Regions from separate parts of the Homo sapiens genome. Here region 1 is linked to region 2. A link is a loop called in an ENCODE intact Hi-C map of the cell type or tissue named here. Cell type or tissue: mammary epithelial cell. All regions are shown on one strand. Each heading gives the region's core, and the rest is flanking DNA. Links, peaks and the distances in the headings are about the cores only.

What was found. Hi-C counts contacts between places; a loop is a spot of excess contacts. Peaks named below come from ENCODE experiments on the same cell type or tissue, not always from the same donor. Only the 100,000 strongest peaks of a DNase experiment are listed, where the experiment ranks them.
Region 1: a loop joins it to region 2, with 11 times the contacts of the local background. A loop is called at or near these places in 2 of 110 quality-filtered maps.

What each region holds. Positions count from the first base shown.
Region 1 is chr20:44,568,200-44,579,471 of GRCh38, forward strand. It overlaps a transcript of PKIG not described here. Among named protein-coding and RNA genes, the nearest start is that of PKIG, 8.7 kb to the right of the region's middle. In mammary epithelial cell, for the core only: no CTCF peak of the experiment used is centred there; DNase peaks (open chromatin) are centred at 4,752, 5,202 and 8,872; H3K27ac peaks cover 2,002 bases.
Region 2 is chr20:44,489,289-44,500,542 of GRCh38, forward strand. TTPAL (alpha tocopherol transfer protein like) reads left to right here. Exons shown (of 5, transcript NM_001039199.3): 5 at 1-5,315. The coding sequence ends at 253. It overlaps SERINC3 (serine incorporator 3), which reads right to left. Exons shown (of 10, transcript NM_006811.4): 10 at 8,153-11,146. The coding sequence ends at 11,008. Among named protein-coding and RNA genes, the nearest start is that of TTPAL, 19 kb to the left of the region's middle. RefSeq lists enhancers at 707-816, 6,900-8,099. In mammary epithelial cell, for the core only: no CTCF peak of the experiment used is centred there; DNase peaks (open chromatin) are centred at 6,173, 6,823, 6,983 and 7,903; H3K27ac peaks cover 4,891 bases.

The DNA.
Region 1 (11,272 bases), core at 1,980-9,979, 78 kb after region 2:
GCACATTTTGTAGCACTTGGTATGTATTTTCCAAAGGAACTTAAAAATAACTTTTCGTATTTTTTCTTTTTGTAGAAGTAATGCTATATTTTAGTGTAAAATACTATTTTATAGAAAAAATTTAAAATACCAATAAGAAAATAAAAATTACCCACAGTGTCATCATCCTGATATGCTACTGATTAATAGTTTCTTCCATTTTTTTCTACTTTCCGTTTTACAGACATGAGCCCCTTCTACATATAGGGGCTCACCTTAACATTAAAGTGAGACTTTTTTTTTTTTGAGACAAAGTCTTACTCTGTCGCCTGGGCTGGGGTACAGTGGCACAACCTCTGCCGCCTGGTTTCAAGTGATTCTCCTGCCTCAGCCTCACGAGTAGCTGAGATTACAGGCACCTGCCACCGCGCCTGGCTAATTTTTGTAATTTTAGTAGAGACGGCGTTTCACCATCTTGGCCAGGCTGGTCTTGAACTCCTGACCTTGTGATCCACCTGCCTCAGCCTCCCAAATTGCTGGGATTACAGTCGTGAGCCACTGCACCTGGCTCTTATGTGACTATTTTTTTTAATGTCATCAGATATTCTTCGATAGTATCATTTATTGTGACTGTGTAATATTCCATTCTGTAGATTTACCAAAGTTTATTTAACCACTGCCTAATAGTGGACTTTAAGGATTTTCAGTTTTACAGTTTTCTGAACAGTGCTGAAGTGAACAACTTTAAGTCAAGTCTTTGCACACACATCTATAGTGGTTTCTCTTGGATAGATTCTTAGATGTAAGATGAGTGGGTCAGAGAGCATTTACATTTTTTAATTAAGAAACTTTATTTTTTAGACCAGTTGTAGGTTCCCAGTGAAACTGCACAGCAAGTACAGAGAGGTCCCATGTCCCCCCTACATTTTTAAGGATTTCAGCACATATCGTCAAATTGCCCTTTAGGAATGTTGTACCGTTTTCCATTTTCACCTACATTTTCTCATATCTCTGCAACACTGAGAAATATCATTTAAAAGAAATCTTTGATAAGGCACATGTCTAGTAGAATACCTATTCCAGTCAAGCTAAGACTAAATTTTCTCTCTCCTGAAATTTATATTTACATTATTCAGTCCATTATTATTTATTGTGGTTAGTGATCACACAGTTCCACCAACCTTCCTTCTTTGGCCAATTTAACAAAAATTATAAAACTAATACATAGACACAAAAATAAACATTCAGAACAGAAAGATATAGCGATGAAAGTAAAAAAAATCCCCACTTGCTTTAGCCAGGCCTTCTGAAAGCGGTTTGTTTTTTACTTTAATGCTTTTTTGTAATTGTGGTGGTTACTTCCAAAACTGTAAATAAAATATACATAAACATGTAATTTTTATTTTTTTTGTTATTTTATTTTGTCATTTTATTTATTTTTTTTTGAGGTGGAGTTTTACTCTTGTTGCCCAGGCTGCAGTGCAGTGGCGCGATCTCGGCTCACTGCAACCTCGGCCTCCCGAGTTCAAGAGATTCTCCTGCTTCAGCCTCCCAAGTAGCTGGGATTACAGGTGTGAGCCTTGCCATATCGCACACTCCCCGTGTAATCCTGCTGTCCAGAGATATACAATTTGGTGTATTGTATATCCTTTTAGAGATTTAAATGTAGGCTGGGCTCAGTGGCTCACGCCTGTAATCCCAGCACTGTGGGAGGCCAAGGCATGAGGATTACTTGAGACCAGAAGTTTGAGACCAGCCTGGCGACACAGTGAGACCCTGTCTCCACAGGAAATGAAAAAAATTAGCCAGGAATGGTGGTGCATGCCTGTAGTCCTAGTTATTCCAGAGGCTGAGTTGTGGGAGAATCACTTGAGACTAGGAGTTTGAGGTTACAGCGAGCTATGATGATATCACTGCACTCCTGCCTGAGTTACAGTGCAAGACCCTGTCTCGAATGAATCAATAAATATATCAGTAACAACAAAACATGGACTGTGAGCCAGGTACTATGCATAGTCTCATTAAATCCTCATAGTGTCTGAGATGGGGGCCCTTGTTTACCAAAACGTAAACTTGAACCTTATGGCTAACTGGTGACTTGCCTAAACATTTCCAGTATTTCCTATGATAAGTTGTATGCAATAAATAAGATGTATCTAATTATGTGTTCTTGTGTGATCATCTCCATTTAATACATTTCCACAACTAGGATGGTTTGGTTTAAAAAGTGTGCACATTTAAACTATTTAAACTTTTGTATCATCCTGAGGGAGGTAGTTTAGAGTGTGGACTTTGTCGTCATACATACCAGTATTTAGATTCTGACTGCCACTTACTGGCCACTCACTAAAATGAAACTGTACATCAGTTTACCTATCTCTAAAATGGAAGGATAACAGAAGCCTCATATGGCTGTGAAGATTAAATGAGATGCTGCTGCAATGTCCCTGGCTAGTGTGCAGCACCTAGGAAGAATGGTGTCCAAGACAGACCAGGCCCCTCATCTCATAGAACTGATATTTTAATGTGGGACAGGAGGAGGCAGCAGTGAAAGGCAGTAAAGAAATGAATGAACAACAAAAAAAAGTGGTGCTGTATGGACGCTTAACAGAAAGTGACATGATAGGTAGATGGGTGGTTATTTTAGGTTGGGTGGCTTGGGAAAGTTTTTCTGAAGAAGTGACATCTCAGCTAAGGTCTCAGTGATAAGGATAGTTTTATAATTCAAAAATTCCTAGAAATAAAAACATGGGATCAAACATTACATGCATTAGGCCAGGCACCGTGGCTCACGCCTGTAATTCCAGCACTTTGGGAGGCCGAGGCGAGTGGATCACTTGAAGCCAGGAGTTCGAGACCAGCCTGGCCAACATGGTGAAACCCCGTCTATACTAAAAATACAAAAATTAACCGGATGTGGTGGTGCAGGCCTGTAATCCCAGCTACTTGGGAGGCTGAGGCAGGAGAATTGCTTAAACCCAGGAGGCGGAGGTTGCAGTGAGCTGAGATCGTGCTCTCACTACAGCCTATGCGATAGAGAGACTCAAATAATAATAATAATAATAATAATAATGACAAAATGACCTGAAAAAATTTTTAAATAATTTGCATTCTATGTATAGACATGCCTCTTTTTCTTTACCATTACCAGAACTTTTTTCCTAATGTAAAAAAAAAGTGGGGTTGTTCAAAGATTGTCTTAGGGACCTTCTAATGAGCTTTACTGGCAGAGGGAAAAGATAAGAAAATGTGTAAGTCCCTTTTAGGAATCTCTTCTATTTCCTCTCCCTGTGTTAATTGTCTACCATCATCCATTATACTATAAACCGTTGTCTTCACTTTACTGGCCTTTTTCTTTACACCACATCCTGCCTACATTGTAGGACTGGAAGCTGCCAACATGCATGTTAACTAACAAGCACTTTTTCGTCTTTAGAATTAGGCAGTGCCTGGGTCAGGGGAGATGCAAGATTCAGAACAGCAATGCTTTTGCTATAAAAACAAGGCAGCTTTTAGGGTAGACTGGTTTTTCCAAACAAATTCATTGTTAAGGCTGTAACACGTTCTGTGAGTTAAAACTGTGCAGAAGGCTCTGCACATATGTTTGTTACAGTTGAGCCTTTTTCCTGTATGGCATGCAATGGGGGCAATGGGCATTGGTGAACACTGTACACTACCATTGCTTCCACAGGTAATAAGACCTCTTGTTTGTAACGTGTATATGATTACATATTGTGGATCTGTTCTGAAAGCCTTTAATCATCGTAGAAACGTTCTCTTTGTAGGGCTTGAGCAGGCCTCAGCATCTTTACGACAATATACATGTTTTTGTTTGTTTGTTTTGAGACGGAGTCTCGCTCTGTTGCCCAGGCTGGGGTGCAGTGGCACAATCTCAGCTCATTACAACCTCTGCCTCCCGGGTTCAAGCAATTCTCCTGCCTCAGCCTCCCCAGTAGCCGGGATTACAGGTGCCCACCACCACACCCGGCTAATTTTTTTGTGTTTTTAGTAGACACAGGGTTTCACCATGTTGGTCAGGCTGGTCTCCAACTCCTGACCTCAAGTGATCCACCCACCTCAGACTCCCAAAGTGCTGGGATTACAGGCGTGAGCCACCACGCCAGGTCAATATACGTGTTAAATTATAGACATCACTCAGTTACTGTTTTGTTCATGTATGGGGCAAATATATATTTTTATAGAATATACATGTATTATAATTTAATTTCTGATTCAAGCCTTAAAGAAAATATGTAGTTCAAACTTGGAAATAAATGGATTAAAAGTCACTTGCTCTTAAAATGTGGTTTCTTTTTATAATCTTTTAAAATTCAGCAACTTAAATAAAACATCCTGAGGGCAACATGTGTTAGTGAGGGGGACTGGGGGTGGCGTGGGGAGGGAGTGTGTTTGATGAAATTGTCCAGGAGCAAAGCACCACTTACTTGAAGCCCAGAGATTTGTCATCCAAATATGTGCAGATTGCTGGGCTATAAATAGTTTGAACTCAAGTAAACAGCCTCTTCTCCCTAACTGCTGCTTGGCCATTGTTCAGATGCCAGCACAGACTGAGGAGCATCTCACACCAAGCTCAAGGCTCTTGTGCCCAAATTTTGGGCTGCTTCTCTTGTGGGGAGAGCTTCAGCTACCCTGACTTGAGATGACCAAGGGTCACATGTTCACCCTCTTTAGTTATCCCACGTTTGGCTCCCACCCCTATGCAACCTGATGTACAGTTTCATAAACATGCCTCTGCTCTGATGAGTAGCGCTGATCTAAGAAGATTCCTGGCAACTATTAAAAAGCCCTGGGGCCCCATGGCTGTTGACTGAAGTAGATTTAGGAAGCACAGAAGTTCTTTTTTCAGGGCAGAGGCACGCATGGCTCATTTCTTTCTTTGGAACTAAGTAGAGTGGCACTGGTTGTCAGAACTGCTGCAGGCTGCCTGTGCCAGCAACTCATCTGCTCTGTGCCAGGCAGGCAGGCTGCTGACATTTCAAGAGTCCCTTTGAGGACTCCAGCAACATGCTGTCATTAGAGCAACTGAGGACAGTCCATAGTTTATTAGTATATTTCCTTTGGAAAAAATGTCTCCCCCTCTCTCTCTCTTTAAAATTCCTGCTTTAGCTGCATTGCTGCATTCATGTGCAGTGACTCTTATGTCAAATGCCTATGAGGAGATTATGACTAATTTAACATTTTGTTGTTGAGAGGACATAAGGAATGGTAGAAGGAGTACTAGATTAAGGATCAGGAGCCTGGATTCTTGCGCAAGTTACGTAACTTTTCCTAGCTTTGATTTCTTCATTTGTCAAGTAAAGATAGTCATGTCCCTCCTGTTTCTTGGGGTTGATGAGAAAATTTATGTAAAGGTACTTTCTGGACTATACCGAACAAATGGAATGCAAAGGAGAAGTAGGGTAATGGAAGGAGCTTGGTGTTTGAGTCTCACAGGCCTCGCCCACACTGTGACCTCAAGCAAGTGGCTAATGTCTCTCAGCCTCAACCTTTTCATCTGTAAAATGGGAACATCTATACTTGCCTTGCAGGAGTGTTAGAAGGATTAGAAATAACATATGTAAAGCACTGACAAATGGCAAACAATAGTTGAATAGCAATAATTGTTATTATTACACTTAATGTGGATATATTCACTCTGGGTGATTTAGGATTCTAAACCTAAGGAAGTATTCAGTTTATAGATGTAGAGATTAGCAAAAGGCCCTGCTAGTAACTGATAGTAGCAACTGATAATAATAGCTAACTTTAAAAAATCCAAGTAATACATGAATATGACTTTTTAAAAAGTCTCTGAGTCTAGAAAGGCATCTGTCTCCTGCTTACCCCTCACCCTGAGGCAGCCATTTTATTTTTCTGCTTTTACTTCTTTTGGTGGTTACTTCTATTTCTCTAAATAATGTTACTCCCATTTCCTTTTTTAAATGAATTTTGTTTTTGTCAGAAAGGTACATGCACATAGTTTGCCTTAGTCTTTTTAAGGTCAAATATCATAAAAGATTTGTAATAAAAACCATCTGTTCCCTGCCCCCACCCTTTCTTTACCCTTCCTCCTATCCTGCTCCCAAGGGCATACACTTTTGATCCTTTTAGGCGTTTGATCTAGCATTTATCTCTCTATATCTAAATAATATGCTTATCGAGATATGGTTTTTTTTAACTGTATTACAGAAATTTTGAAACATGTACAAAACTAGAAAGAATAGTATAATGAATCCTCATGTACCACCCATTACCCGGCTTCAAAAATCAAAAACCCATGACCAGTTTTGTTTCATCTGTGCTGGTAGCCATTTTCCCCTGCCACTAGATTATTTTGGAGTAAATTCTAGACATCATTTTATCAGTAATTACTTCAGCATGTTTTTTTTGTTTTTGTTTTTGTTTTTGTTTTTGTTTTTGCAATGTCGCCTGTCACCCAGGCTGGAGTGCAGTGGTACGATCTTGGCTCACTGCTACCTCCACCTCCCTGGTTCAAGCAGTTCTCCTGTCTCAGCCTCCCAGGCAGGTGGGACTACAGGCACACGCCACCATGCCCAGCTAATTTTTTTATTTTTAGTAGAGACAGGGTTTCACCATATTAGGCTGGTCTCGAACTCCTGACCTCAGGTGATCTACCTGCCTTGGCCTCCCAAAGTGTTGAGATTACAGGCGTGAGCTACCGTGCCCAGCCTAGCATGTACTTTTAAGAGAATAAGGACTCCTTTTAAAAATATAACCACACTATCACACATAAAATAATTAATAATCCTTTATTATTAGCAGTGGTCTCCATTTAACTCATAAGTTATTTTTTTAGTTCTAGTCAGATCCAAACAAGGACCTCACATTACCATACTGCTTTTTCTTGACTCATCAGTTTTTTGTTTGTTTTTGAGACAGTCTCGCTCTATTGCCCAGGCTGGAGTGCAGTGGCACCATCTCAGCTCACTGCAACCTCCACCTCCCAAGGTTCAAGTAGTTCTCCTGCCTCAGCCTCCCAAGTAGCTGGGATTACAGGCATGCGCCACCATGCCTGGCTAATTTTTGTATTTTTATTTTTGAGACGGAGGCTGGCCGTCACCCACGCTGGAGTGCAATGGCATGATCTCGGCTCACTGCAACTTCTGCATCCTGGGTTCAAACGATGCTCCTGCCTCTGCCTCCGGAGTAGCTGAGATTACAGGCACCTGCCACCACGCCCAGCCAATTTTTGTATTTTTAGTAGAGATGGGGTTTTGCCATGTTGGCCAGGCTGGTCTCAAACTCCTGTCATGCAGCTGGTTTTGATCAGACATCCTGTCATGCTTTATTTGGCCATTCACAATCAATAATAAAAGACTTCTTTAAGGGGATAGGTCTCAGTTCATCTGTTTGTCCCATAGGCCTCTGCCCTGCCTGGGAAGCTGCTGGGTACTGGAAGGGTACTAAGGTACTAAGTGGAAGATGCTTTAGGGCACATGAGCAGGAGCAGCAGTTAGACTGAGGGCCCTTCACGTGTTAGCATAAGGAGGCCAGTCTCTTACTAGAAGCCCTCGATCAATCCTAGGCAGTTCATTCAATTTATTTAAAGAGGCCTCCTGTCTTTGGCTGTGGTTCTGCAGAGCTTTTGGGCCCTCTGTGTGCTGCAGGTATGGGATAGAGGAGCTGGCTGGCACAGGACCTTCAGTGGATCCCTTAATTTTTTGGCCCTTCTGAATCTTCTCGACGCCTGCTGTCTTCAGGTTCAGAGCCTCCCTGGGGTCCCACACCATTCCTTGTCTCTCATTTCCAATGGTGCTTTCTTGTCCTTGTGCTCCAAACTTCAGCTTCTGTTGTCATACCTCTCTGAACTTTTTCTATCTTCCGGAAATTATTTGAAATGAAATCCCTTGTTCTCTAATGATCCTTCCTTCAGCAAAAAGGCCCAATTTGTAGTTCAGAAGACGTGGTGCTTTTTACAAAAAGTATGTTAATGTTTTACCATAGACTGGACTAAGTAGAGTGTGTGTGTGTGTGTGTGTGTGTGTGTGTGTGTGTGTGTGTTTAGAAAATATTTATTGAGTTTCCTATTTTATGCCAGGCACTCTTCTAGGCACTTGGGATAGATGTATTCAGTGAACCAAGGAGACATACTGTTGACTTTGTGGAGCTTACAGTCTGGTGGGGAAACACATGGAACGTGTACTTATAAATATGTTAAGGGTTATAAGAAGAGACATAGGAGTACCATGAGACCAGTACAGCAGGGGGAGCTAACGTGGCTCAGAGAAAAGGGCGCCCTAGGGAAGTGATATTTAATCTGAAATCTGATGGCTGAGTAGGAGTTAACCAAAATAAGAGGGAAGAGCCCTTCAAATTTGTATGTCAAAGTGCAGTAGCAAGTGAGAGTCTGAGACCAATAGAGAGTAGCAAGTGAGAGCCTCAAACCTTCTCCTGTTGGAGCACCAGGCTGTACTACCTCAGGATAGTCCCTTGCCTTCTCTGGATCTGGCATTCCTCACCCCTAAAATGAGGAGACCACATGCTCCTTTCAGCTGCAAAAATCAATGAGTCCAAGACTGTTTAAAGTTAAGGTCACTGTTTAAGTGAAGGTCCATCTCTCCCAAAACAGCTGTAGTTGGAAACTTATCTCAAGCTGGTGGGAAGTGGTTTGAAAAAAGGCAGGGAGGGGACAGTGTGATATCCTGCGAACCTATCCAGTTTCTAGCCACATAATCACTGGGGTCAGGCTTCTCTTCTCCTTCTGGCTCTCCTTCAGACACACCAAATCAGCAGTCCAAAGGGGACCACAAAGTGGATCCTCAGGACATCGAACCCTGAAGAAAAAGCAGCCACGTGTACTCCAAAACCAAAAAAATACGTTGAGCAATGTCTTAGTCATCTTTTGTGGGTTTGATTCCCCATCCCCCAAAAATGACTTAAGTTTCTGATTTCAAAACATTGTGTGTATGTGTGTGTGGTTTTTTTTTTGAGACAGATTATCATTCTGTCACCCAGGCTGGAATGCTGTGGCATGATCTCATCTCACTGCAACCTCTGCCTCCCAGGTTCAAGCAATTCTCCTGCCTCAGCCTCCCGAGTAGCTGGGAGCCTCCTGAGTAGCTGGGACTACAGGTGTGCACCACCACGCCCAGCTAATTTTTTTGTGTTTTTTTTAGTAGAGACAGGGTTTCACCATGTTGGCCAGGCTGGTCTCGAACTCCTGACCTCAAGTGACCTGCTCGCCTCAGCCTCCCAAAGTGCTGGGATTACAAGCGTCAGCCACCGTGCTTGACCAAGAACATTGTTTTAAGTGTAAGTGTGGTTCCTTCTCTGGGGCCTTACACCAGGATTGTGGTGAGACGATGTATTGTTCTCCTTTCTTTTTTCCTGTTCTTCTGTATTTTCTTATCTTTTTACAATAAGCAATTATGATTATAATTGGAAGAAAACAAAATCTACTTTTATTCGTAAATCTCAATCAATATACTTCTCAATTAATTGTCTAGAAAAAGCATGGACCTTCTAACTGCATGGCACAGTGAATAAGTGAGTTGGAAATGGTATGACAGCTGAAACCTGCCTTTGATGGGTGATGAGCGATTGCACTGTACAGCAGCTGTGTGGACTAGAAAGTGGGTAGTGGTGGCCAGAATTTCTTTATTCATATACTCCTTCAACAGATATCCGTCAGTTGCTAGCTGATATAGTTTGGATGTCTAACTATATTGGTGGATAGCTGTTGGATGTCATGTTGAAATGTGAACCCCAGTGTTGGAAGTGGGCCCTGGTGGGAGGTGTGTGGGTTATGCGTACAGATCTCTCATGAATGGCGTGATCCCCTCCCTGCTGTAATGAGTGAGTTCTTGTTCGGTTAGTTCAAGTGAGAACTGGTTATTTTTTAATTAAAAAAAATTATTTTGGCCGGGCATGGTGGCTCATGCCTGTAATCCCAGCACTTTGGGAGGCCAAGGTGGGCGGATCACGAGGTCGGGAGATCGAGACCATCCTGGTTAACACGGTGAAACCCCATCTCTACTAAGCATACAAAAAAATTAGCCGGGCATGGTGGTGGGCGCCTGTAGTCCCAGTTACTCGGGAGGCTGAGGCAGGAGAATGGCGTGAACCTGGGAGGCGGAGCTTGCAGTGAGCCGAGATTGCACCACTGTACTCCAGCCTGAGACTCCATCTCAAAAAAAAAAAAAAAAAAAATGCAAGGGACTACATGTGTGCACCACCATGCCCAGCTAATTTTTGTATTTTTAGTAGAGACGGTGTTTCACCATGTTGGCCAGGCTGTCTTGAACTCCTGACCTCAGGTGATCTGCCTGCCTTGGCCTCCCAAAGTGCTGGGATTACAGGCGTCAGCCACTGTGCCTGGCCCTGGTTGTTTAAAAAGAACCTGGCACTTCTCCCTCTCACACTTGCTCTCCATCTTGCCATGCAACATTCCGGCTCTCCTTTCCCTCTACCATGTCTAAAAGCTTCCTAAGGCCTCACCAGAAGCAGATGCTAGTGCCATGCTTCTTATACAGTCTGCAGAACTGTGAGCCAAATAAACCTCTTTTCATCATAAATTATTCAGCCTCAGGTATTCCTTTATAGCAGTGCAAACGGACTAACACTGCGTAACAAATTAATCAATCTGTGCCTGTGATTTTCTCATGTGTCAAGCAGGGATAATAATTATACCTACCTCATAGAGATCCTTATGGGGTTAAATGAGGTAATTTATATAAAGCAGTTAGAATACAACCAGGCACGGTGGCTCACACCTGTAATCCCAACACTTTGGGAGGCCAAGGCAGGCAGATCACTTGAGCTCAGGAGTTCAAAACCAGCCTGGGCGTATGGTGAGACCCCCGTCTCTACAACATAAATAAATAAAATAAACAGAATATTACCTGGCATATGGTAAATATACAATAATAGTTTTGGGGTTTGTTTATGGATTTCCTTATTTTAATAAGTATCTCATAATATGTACAAAATGCTGCTATATTAGACACAGATCTTTTCCTTAAAAAGTTAGGATTCTGGCAGAGAAAAAAGACCTGCCCCCAACTAAATATGTGTCATCAGAGAAAAGGGTATGTTTCTTAAGAGAGAAACAGAGCATACTAAGGAAATTCAGAGGAAGGAGAGACCCCTTCTAAACTGGGGGTAAAAGGTGGAATTAAACAGCCAAAGTTTCCTTCATCCTCAAATGGAGCTGATGCTGCTGTCTGTGAAAAACAGCCAAGTTTCCTGAAGGGAAGCCCTTTAAGAGGTGGTAGTGCAAGGGGGTTGTGGATTCAGGACTGGCACCACATGGTCCCTAGTTAGAGTGCAGGCT
Region 2 (11,254 bases), core at 3,255-11,254:
CTCTCTCCACACAAACCTTCCAAGAAGCATCCTCCCCAAGGAGTATGGGGGCACGGCTGGGGAGCTGGACACTGCCACCTGGAACGCGGTACTGCTGGCTTCAGAAGACGATTTTGTGAAAGAGTTCTGCCAACCTGTTCCTGCCTGTGACAGCATCCTGGGCCAGACGCTGCTGCCCGAGGGCCTGACCTCAGATGCACAGTGTGACGACTCCTTGCGAGCTGTGAAGTCACAGCTGTACTCCTGCTACTAGCCCGTCCCCCAGGGTCACCATCTTTAATTCTTTTCCTTCTTTTCTTTGGAGAGGCACAAGGAGAATTTAAGGGTCCATGGATTCAGTCTTGCTCCTTGTAATTAAACTGCAGGATGGAGGAACAGCCTGAGATATGAGCATGAGCCCATTTTGGGGTAAGCCTTTGGTTACTTTAATTACTCCATGGAAGACATGGAAAATGTCCCCACTGATTCTTAAACATTTGGAATCCCAGTCTGCAACTATTAATCTGGAGGCTATATCTATTTTGTTTTGCTTTTTGGTTGGGGGGTGGTGATCTGGTTCTTACACATCTTGGAAGCAAGAACAATCAGGACCAAAGTCACTTTGATCCCACTTTTCCAGGAGAAAAACCACCTGTTTGGCCAGTGAGAACTACTTGTATGAAATAATTTGGCCAAACCTTCAGTGTGACCAAATGTGAGACTGGGAGTTTGTGTTTTTCACAGGAACCCTAAGTATAGACCTCTGCTGCTCATCAGGAAACTTACTGGAGATGAAGGCCCCAGCTGTTGTCACCGGGTTTGGAAAGCACCTTAACTGAATCATGTAAGCATCAGGACATAAGCAGCACTTTGTGGTCAAATGTGGAAGCCGGAGACTTCAAAGCACCTCTGGGACCCACTGGTTGAAGTTTGCAATAGAAACTTAAGTTTTCCCAAATCCATAAAGCCTTAGCCCTGGTTCTCAATAGAATCAGGGACCTAGCAGGAAATGATTTTACTCAACCTAAAATGCTGGATCCCAGGCCCGTGTAGCTATAAGAATTCTGGCCTGGATCCCAGGTGTACAACTATGGACAAGATATGGGCCTCTACTTTCTCCTCTATAAAATGAGGCTGGATGAAATGTCAGCTAGGGCCATTTTGGCTGCTGAGGCTCTGGGATTTGGTTTAGTTACTGAATGTTAGATTTTCTGCCTAGAAAGATAACTATCTAGATACAAGTGGTTGGATCCTGTTTTTGTTTGTGGTACATGTGTCTTTCCAAGAGAGATGTGTCACCAATTAGCCCTGCCTTTAAAGAAACTATTATGTGTATTCCTGGGACTCACTGACACCAATTTTCTTTTTATAGTGATGGTTCAATTTTGAAAAGATGGCTTTTGTGAGGCCAGGTTAAGGTGACCAGGATCTTGTATGATGAATTCCTTCCATCCCTGAGACTCTGGTACTATATTGTAAACCTGGCTACAGTAGTTAATTACTTGAGATTCTTTAATTTTGGTCTCTGAGCTGGGCGTGGTGGTTCATGCCTGTAATCCCAGCACTTTGGGAGGCCAAGGTGTGCGGATCACAAGGTCAGGAGTTCGAGACCCGCCTGGCCAAGATGGTGAAACCCCATCTCTACTAAAAATACAAAAATTAGCTGGGCGTGGTGGCGGGCTCCTGTAGTCCCAGCTACTCGGGAGGCTGAGGCAGAAGAATCACGTGAACCCAGGAGGCAGAAGTGGCAGTGAGCCAAGATCGCACCACTGCACTCCAGCCTGGGCGACAGAGCAAGACTCTGCCTCAAAAAAAAAAAAAAAAAAAAAAAATTTTTTTTTTTTTGGTCTCTGGAAATGAACACAAGGGCAGGTTATTCCTGGGTCACTTCTGGGCCCCCCTGCCCTCCCAGCCCCACTTGAGTTTCTCTCTCTGGTGTGGGTGAACCAGTCAGCCTGAATGTTCTGCATTTCAGCACTTTAGAACCTCCCTGTGAAGATTTTAGCCTTAGCCCAAACATCAAATTAGACGGTTCACATGATGGTTTTTGACCTATTTCCTTTCTAATGTATTCCACATGATCATGGTGTTAAATAGTGAAAAGTACTGTGTTGTGTGTGCACCTTCTCCGTGCATTTATTAGACTAACCAGTCAAGCAGACAGCTCAGTTAGGGAGAAAACAATACTCTGAAATTTGAAGGCCAATCTGTTGTTACTAAGCTGTTTATCTCTATTGCCTTTTTAAATGTCTGGATAAGTTGTTGGTGGAAATTAAGTTACTTAACCTCATTAATACCAATTCTAGAGAAAGTTCTTTTCACCATGGATAGTAACCCTGGATCCTCTACGGTACTGGCTGAGCTGGAAGTGCCAAAAAGCACTCCTGGCTGCTTCTGGTTCCATCTGATGATGATGTGACACACACTGCTGAAAAGGCCCAAGCAGGGCAAGTGGGATGGCTGAAGGAGGGAAGGAGGGGGTTCAGAACCCACTGGCCTGGATGGGAGAACTGGGTGGAGGCTTCCCCAAGAGGGAAGACAGATAAACAAAACAAAACAAAAACTGGGTAAAGAGGAATGAATCACTCAGCCCTGATGTTTCAATTCTACACTGCATTCCTGGCCAGTCGCATTTGTTTTAATGCAGGCATGGCCACAGCTCTCCTAGAGAATTATCTCAAAGACCAGAAGGGACCTGGAGAGGCCTATTTCTTAGGTTTTTCCAGTTGGACAAGGAAGGAGTGGTTTCACTCAGCTTCTAGAAGGAGTTGGAGCCTAAGTTTATCTGCCTCCGGGAGCTGCTTGCTTTGTTTTGGCTCCGAAGAGGTATCAGATAGTTTTGACACCTCAGGAAACTTGAACCAAGCTGTGAAACCAAGACCTCCCTGCGTGAAAATCAAGGTGGTCTCCTTGTGGCTTCACCAGGATGTTTGTGTCAGGCTGTCTCAGCAGGGTGGGGAATGACCAGCCAGGGAGCACAGTGAGCCTTACTCAGCACTGGGGAGCGCACTGGTGAGGCAAACCCATGAACCTCAAGAACTGGGAGTATGTTCCTTCAGGGAGAAGTTCTGGCCCATTGCACAAACACTTGGAAATTAACTTTTCCCTAAATTCAAGATAGTGTGGTGTCGGAAGGAAATGGGACAGTAAATTAGGAGACGCGGGCTCCACCTTTACCTTACTACGTGGCCTTTGATGAGCTGGCTTAACATCCCTGAGTGATTCCATGATAGAGATCTATACTCCAAACTTTATTCCTGGTATCTAGTTGGCTTCACTGCCACAGACACTGTACTCTCTCTTTTTAGAAGTTTTTTTCCTTTTTTTTCCCCCTCAATTGGCTTATTTAGTAAATTTAGGTCTGAATGAATTGGTACCTAAAAGCTTCCAAATCTATACATTTCAGAATATGGGAATTTTCTTCCTCTTCTTCCCCCATATCCCAACATGGAATTCTGGAAAACTGTGCCTCTTCCCCTGTTCTGCCTTCATGGGGGAGAGACTGGATGAAATCTACAAAAACAGCCAAAAGTGCCACCCTGGCTTCATGTCTTGAATTTCTAACTTGCTCTTGGCAAAGGTCGCTTTATTTTTTAATTTTTTTCCTTGCATTTTCTTTTTTATTCTATTGCTGCTGCAAAAATTAAGGCAAAAGTAGCTTTCGATCTTTCATATTTCATCCTGGTTTCACAAGGAGTCACTTATCTTAGGAGGTCTGTAAGTCAGGTTACAAGGCCGGGAGCGGTGGCTCACACCTGTAATCCCAACACTTTGAGCGGCTGAGGTGGGTGTATCACCTGAAGTCCGGAGTTTGAGACCAGCCTGGCCAACATGGTGAAACCCCGTCTCTACTAAAAATACAAAAAATTGGCTGGGCATGGTGGTGGGTGCCTGTAATCCCAGCTACTTGGGAAGCTGAAGCAGGAGAATCACTTAAACCCAGGTGGCGGAGGTTGCAGTGAGCCGACATCGCGCCATTGCACTCCAGCCTGGGTGACGAGTGAAACTCCATCTCAAAAATAAAAATTGAAAAATCAGGTTACAAAACACCATTTTTCCCGAAATAAGACAATAAGAGGCTTTTCTCTGAATTCCTTTATATTGAGCCTTTCAGAATTCTCCCTGGGTGGGCAATTTCTTTAAATAGTATTTGACCCTCAGATCAATCCTGGGAATTTTTTTCATTTGGGTAGCAAAAGCTAGAGTATTGCTGTGGCGATTATAATACTTTTAAAAAGTTTTACCATTTTAAAGTTGCCAACATTTAATTAAGGTTTTCCTTTGAAGCCTCCTTTAATTTAGGGAGTAAAATGTTAGCTAAACCAATTATATACTATATACTATACACTGTATCTCCTGTGGCCATGAGAGGTGTGGCTATACCGAACAGAAACATGCCTACTGTTCAGGAAAGATGTCAGTTCTGGTAACACCTCTCTGTATTGGGATCTGTTAATTTTGTAAATCTAAATTCTTCTGCTCTTGGCCAGGTGCAGTAGTTCATGCCCTGTAATCCTAGAACTTTGGGAGGCTGAAGGGGGGGCGGATCATTTGAGGTCAGGAGTTTGAGACCAGCCTGGCCAACATGGTGAAACCCCATCTCTACTAAAAAGTACAAAAATTAGCTGGGTGTGGTGGTGCGTGCCTGTAATCCCAACTACTTGGGAGGCTGAGGCAGGAGAATCGCTTGAACCTGGGAGGCAGCGGTTGCAGTAAGCCAAGACTATGCCACTGCACTCCCGCCTGGGTGACAAAGCAATATTCTGTGTCAAATAAATAAATTCATTCTTCTGCTCTCCTGACTTAGAGAAATGGTTTGCTTAAAATGCTAGTAACAAACATCACAGTCAACAGGAGCTTGCTTCATGCGAAGGATCAATGTGATTTGTGGATGGAGATGATAGTGATGAAATTCCTGTTTCATGGGGCTGTTTTTCTTTTCATCTCACTGGGCAGCAGGTTTAGTGAGGCAGTGAGATGCTGCTGCTGTGGATTCTTGTAGCTATGCCTCGGCTTCTTGGCATATCAGGTAGGAACCTGTTACAAGTGAAATACTTGAAACCTCTCTGACCAAGAGCCTCTGATGGAGTGGGAGGTGAGCTAATTCTCTGACCAGCTTGGGGCACTGTTTCAGCCACTGGTCACATTCCTTGCTTCAAACTGAAATTCAGTTTGGCTTTGAGTATAGGGATACATGGTGGATTCATGTACTTCAGTGTTTGTTTTGACCAAAGTTTATTTTTCTAGTGCATTTTCTAAGTCAAAGTGGTGAAAATATGTAATAATTTTAGTATGCATGACTCAGTCTGAAACAATAAAAATCTCTGAAAAATGTGCATGGGGTTCTTTTGTGATGATGACAGTTTGGATAAAGGTTCCAAGGTTCATTATTCACAGCCCGGGTAGACCACCTCCTCTGCAGGTGAGGGAGGGAGGGGCACTGTGATAGGACAGTGCATTCTGTAGATGCGCTGGCTGCCTCTGAAGATCATACACAATTAGACTGCTGCAGTATGGAGAGGAGAATGCAGCTAGCTACACAGAGCAGTAGAGGTGATATGCAAATTTTTACATTCTTGAGGCCCAGCTATACTTCTTGGACTGGCCTTGAGTCTTTCCAGTGATAGCCAGCGATTTCCTCAATGTGCGCATGTGGGCTGGGCACACATGTGTTAAGGACACTCATAAATAATGTATTTTAACCTTCAGCTACCCTTAATGAAGCTGCATTACTGTTCCTGTTGGCAAAATGTAGCTTGCCCAGTGACACACAACTAGCCAAATACTAAGGATGGGATTCAAACCCAGGAAGTATGACAAGCCCACTGTTTTCTCCTGATGGCTGGAGACAAATAACGAGTCCCCAGATAGAAGAGAGAGAGAAGGCAGGACTCTTTCATAGAGTAAGAAAGAACCAGAAATTGACTTTTTAACTGGCTTCTTGAAAATACAAGCAGTGGTTGTTAACCTCTCTGAAACCCAAGTTGTAACAACATTTTATTCCAGAAGTAAGCCCAGACTCCTTGAGGGGTAACTGGAGCACGGCTTGCCCAACTATGGTCCCAGGCCTGCTAAGCTGTTTCTATGTCCCCTGTTTATTTGGTACTCTGTGCCCCAGAGTAGACAAAAACTAGGTCCCCATGGTAGATCTGGTGACTTGATGAGTCAGTTGAGAAATACTCTAACACAGGAGGTACACTTTTGATGATGCAACAGGTTAAGTACTTATATTGCAGCATAACCACCCCTTCAGGTCAGCCTTTCCTGAGGAAATTGTGGAACTTAAGTTCAGTCTGTTTCTCACATATAGAAAAATGAAGCTAACTGTTAAAATCCTTTTCTCTCACAGCAGTCTTATGAGGCCCTTTTCCATGAGTCAGTATTTTCTTGATGCCCCCTGCCCCCTCCTTACACAGTACTGGTTTGGTACCCATACACTCAATGGCAATAAAGTTTCACATTATCGCATTTAAAGGGTAAGTAATAAGACCCTTTAGGGTACCACTCTTCTGGGGAAAACGTTTTTAACCTAATATTCATGCTTTTTCCTGAGTAGGTGCCAGCCACTAGGGATAGCTGACCTAGTAAAAGACATGAGTCACTTGCCTTCAGGTGACTACTAACTTGTCTTTGTCAGTGATGGGTAGAGGAGCAAACACTCTGTGCCTGAGAGTAGACAAAAACTAGGTTCCCATGGTAGATCTGGTGAGTTGGTGATGAGTCATTAGTGAGCCAGATGACTCCCCTACATGTCTCTAATAAATCCTGTCTCTTATATTCTTATGGCCCAAGAGACACTGAGGTCTAATTGAAAAAAGAACTCTTAAGCCAAGCCCTGGGTTTCTCTGTTTCACCTCTTACTGAGTAACCATAGGCAAGTCACGAACTTCTCTAAGCCTCAAACTGATACGTAAAAGGAAGGAGGGAGGGAAATAATCACCACCTTACAGGCATGTGGATACTGTCTGTTTAATGCTTGGTACACCTACCCATCTATGTGGTTTCTATTATTCTTCTTCACCTGAGAACATAGGCATGGTGTGGCTTGAGTCATCCAGCAGTAATTAGGACATCACTGAGTTGGGTGCCTAGGTAACAGGACGGACAGACCAACACAACAGGAGTAAAGAGATGAACAGCAGCTTCCATTAATAAGCATAAGCCTACTATCTGTTATCAATCTGCACAGATCAAATGCACAACTCATTATGTGAATACTCACTTTAGCCTGAATGTGTAAAAACAGCCAGGTGCAGTGGCTCCCGCCTGTAATCCCAACACTTTGGGAGGCTGAGGCAGGTGGATCACCTGAGGCCAGGAGTTCGGGACCAGCCTGGCCAACATGGTGAAATCCCATCTCTACTAAAAACACAAAAATTAGCCAGGTGTGGTGGCGCGCACCTATAGTCCCAGCTACTCAGGAGACTGAGGCAGGAGAATTGCTTGAACATGGGAGGTGGAGGTTGCAGTGAGCCAAGATGGCACCACTGCACTCCAGCCTGGGCAACAGAGCAAAACTCTGTCTAAAAAAAGAAAAAAGAACCAGTTACAGATTTCTTTGTTCCTTCTCCATTCCTCACTTGGCTAGCCAAAAAGAAAAAGAACAAAACCTCTATACTGAGAACCAGGTCCATGGCTACTCTTTGGCAGGCAGTTTCTTTGATTACCAAGAGAAAGTTTTACTTCCCAACCAGATAACCCGCAAGACCAACCTAGAAAATAAAGGAGTCCAGCATGGACCTAGAAGCTTTCTCCCGGCTTTAACGAGGTAAAAGTGGCAGCCACTGCTATTGCCTTTGATGAGTTCCTAGAGCATGTCCCTGATCTGAAAGCCAGGGCCCCAACCCGCATTCCCCAAGGCTAGGCAAGCCCTTTCATAGTGATGAAACATAAAGGTACTCATCTGGAATGAAAGGCCACCCTGAGATCTGATGACTCAAAATACTCCCCTGCTTTAAATGATGATCCTGGCCTTATTCAGAATGCTGTCTTACTCATGCTTGTATATAATTCAGCATTCACATGTATAATTCACTTGAGTCTTGATTAGACTACTGGTTTTCCTACTAAGAGGCAGACTTCACTACTTCTTAAGGTAGGACCAAGCAAAGCAGGGACACTGCCTCCCGACTTTTAAAGAGCATTTGTTACTTCAAATTAATATCAGTTATCATCATGAGAAAAAAATAAAAACTTTATTGGACTTTGTTACATTTATTTTACAGTTTAGTATTGTTTGTATTTTGAATTACATTAAGGCGGAGGATGGGGCACTGTAATGTTTTTGAAGTTTAGGACCTTTAAAGCTCTTAAGCTGACTCCGCTACTGTAAAGAAAAGCAGGGTATCTGCTTCACACTGGCAAAATAAGGGGCTACATTTCCCCATCTGACCCTCAAATCCCTTGAAACGCTATACCCTGACATAAACCACTGGTTTAAAAGACAATGATTCCAATAATTTATATCAAGTCCTGCTTCCCTACCCCACACCTCCACCCTAACTGAGCCTGTCCCCTCTGTGTTCCTCTGTCTAATTCTGTAACAAAATCTGAAATCCAGCCTCCATCAGATTCTGGCTAGATATCTCTGACCTTTGAATATTGTCTTATTTTAGCCCATAATGAGATCAGCAGCTACTGTCAGTGCTATGTCAGTGCTAAAAATGGGTTACACTTTGCAAAATAACTTTATTCTTTAACAATCTTGTACACTAGGCACCAACACTGAGGCTCAGCTGCCTGTGGTCATAAATCAAATAGTACGTACTCAACAAATAATAGCTGACAAGTTTGATAGCCAGAAAACGGCAAAGCTGGGATGCAAACCCAAGCAGTCTGACTCCCAAGCCTCTTAACCATTCTTAAGAGACCACCTACCTCCATTCTTCTTCGAACACATGTTTTTCCTGTTTGCCACCTGAATACGTGGAACCACCATCCACCCAGCTGGTTAAACCAGAATCACTCAGAAATCTACCTCTCCTTCATATTATTCATAACTGCCAGTGTTAAAATTCTAATTGCTGGCCAGGCACGGTGGCTCATGCCAGTAATCCTAGAACTTTGGGAGGCCGCGGCAGGTGGATCACGAGGTCAGGAGATCGAGACCATCCTGGCTAACATGGTGAAACCCTGTCTCTACTAAAAATACAAAAAAAATTAGCCAGGCGTGGTGGTGGGTGCCTGTAGTCCCAGCTACTAGGGAGGCTGAGGCGGGAGAATGGCGTGAACCCGGGAGGCGGAGCCTGCAGTGAGCGGAGATCGCACCATTGCACTCCAGCCTGGGCGACAGAGCAAGACTCCGTCTCAAAAAAAAAAATTAAAATTGAAAAAAAAAAATTCTAATTGCTAAGTAGCCCTCACCTGTCAATTTCTCCCCGTCCCTACGATTCCACTTCTCTATTTCACATCTCATATGGACTGCACCTGGTCTCATCTCTCTAAATCCATTCTCTATATATCAGCCCAAGTGACTGAAGATAAAATTTGTTCATGACACTATGAATATGTTTTCAGCCACCCTCAACATAAGGTCCAAACTCTTTACTGAGGTTGATAAAGCCCTTTAAAATTCAGTCCCTGACTACATTTCCCCATTCCAGCTTTACTGAACTTTTTTTCCCCATCTTCCTGCCTTTAACATGCAGTTTTATCTACTCCAGCAATGTCGTCTCATTTTCCCATCTCTCTCTTAGCTAACTTCTAAGAGTTCTTGGCTTAAATATCATTTTCTCCAGAAAGCCTACCATTACACCAAATACCTCTCCTTTGAGTTCTCTCCAATTCCTAAACCACAGCACTAATTCACATTATAACCACCTGTCAGCTCATTTGCTCTCTTCTCTAAGCTATTAAAGTCCAAGACGGCAGAGCCTCTATCATGTTTAACACTGTACCCCAAAACCTACAGGGTCTAGTACAGAATAGACAGTAAATCTTTGTTGAAAGAACTCTTTTATTCTACCTTTTTGCACACCACCTCTCATGAAAATGGTTCTTGACAATGCCTTCCGTCTCTCATCTACCAAGTGTCTTACCTAGAGAAGGTATTTAGGACTTTTGAATAAATTCAAGACTTTGCTCACTAGTCAGACCGTAATTTTTAGAAGGAATAGGAGCATCCTGACTAGAAGCGTGATAAAACCTGGCTATCCAGAAAATAAAGAATGGCTGCTAACTATAAAAGCTGTTGGAAGAAAGGGCCTTAAAATCTTAAAAGTCTTTGTATTTTAACCAAATACCTTCATAGTGCAAATATGATAAATTCACATGCATTTTACTTTTACATACTCATAACAAGATAGTAACACAGACTAAAGCTGCAGTGTTTTCCCAAGTGAATCTTCATTTTAACCAAACTCACAAAGCATTTATGGAAATTAATACATCTGGCAAAGCACCAGACTTGAATCAAGCAGTCTCAATGCTACAGTGTAAAAAAAGTAAATTAAAAAACTCAAGATGTAGAAGCAGTAGCCATATCAGCAACCATTCTTCTAGGGAAGGGACCCACATATACGATCCTTCCCCAAGAACTTTGATGCTACCCCGCTGAAGAGTTTAAGCACAAAACACAGTGCTTGTATCATATAAGTAAGGACTTTCATAGAGGAAAACTGTAATATAAATGCATTTTTTTTTTTTTGCTTTTAAAGGATACTGCAATATAAATATATTAAGCATGGCCTCAAATATCCAACATTTTCCTATCTTACATTTTAAACCAAAGTTAAAAGAACCTACAGGCTTTATAAAGAACTCTCTTCACAGCACAGCTGTAGTTCACTTTAAACAAAAAATGTTCCCTTTGTGCTATATCCTTAGAAGTAAACATAATATACAGATAAATGAGAAGTTTCGATTCTGCATCAAGCATTATTCAATCTCACCTTCTGATATAAACCTGCATACAGTCAAACTTGCAAAGCATTCACTTAATATTTTAGTTGAAACAAACTTAAAAGGTATATGGGTTTTCGGTGAAGGAGACCTTTGTGAGTTCCAGTGGTGTCCTTGGCACTCAGAGGTTCAGCTGAAGTCCCGACTGGTGAGGACAAGTGGAGCCACAAGGGTCCAGACGTAAAGCAGGAGGCAGACCCAGCTGGAGCTGATCTTGACCCACACAGCTGGCCACTTGCTGGTCATGCTCTGAAACTTTGCATCAGGGCTAAGAAAACAAGAGAGAGTCAGGTAGAAAAGCCTGGTCTACCTGACTTCTATCAGCCTCCTGCAGCCCCCCAGCCAAGGCCAAGAAATTCTCCAGTGAAACTTGGCT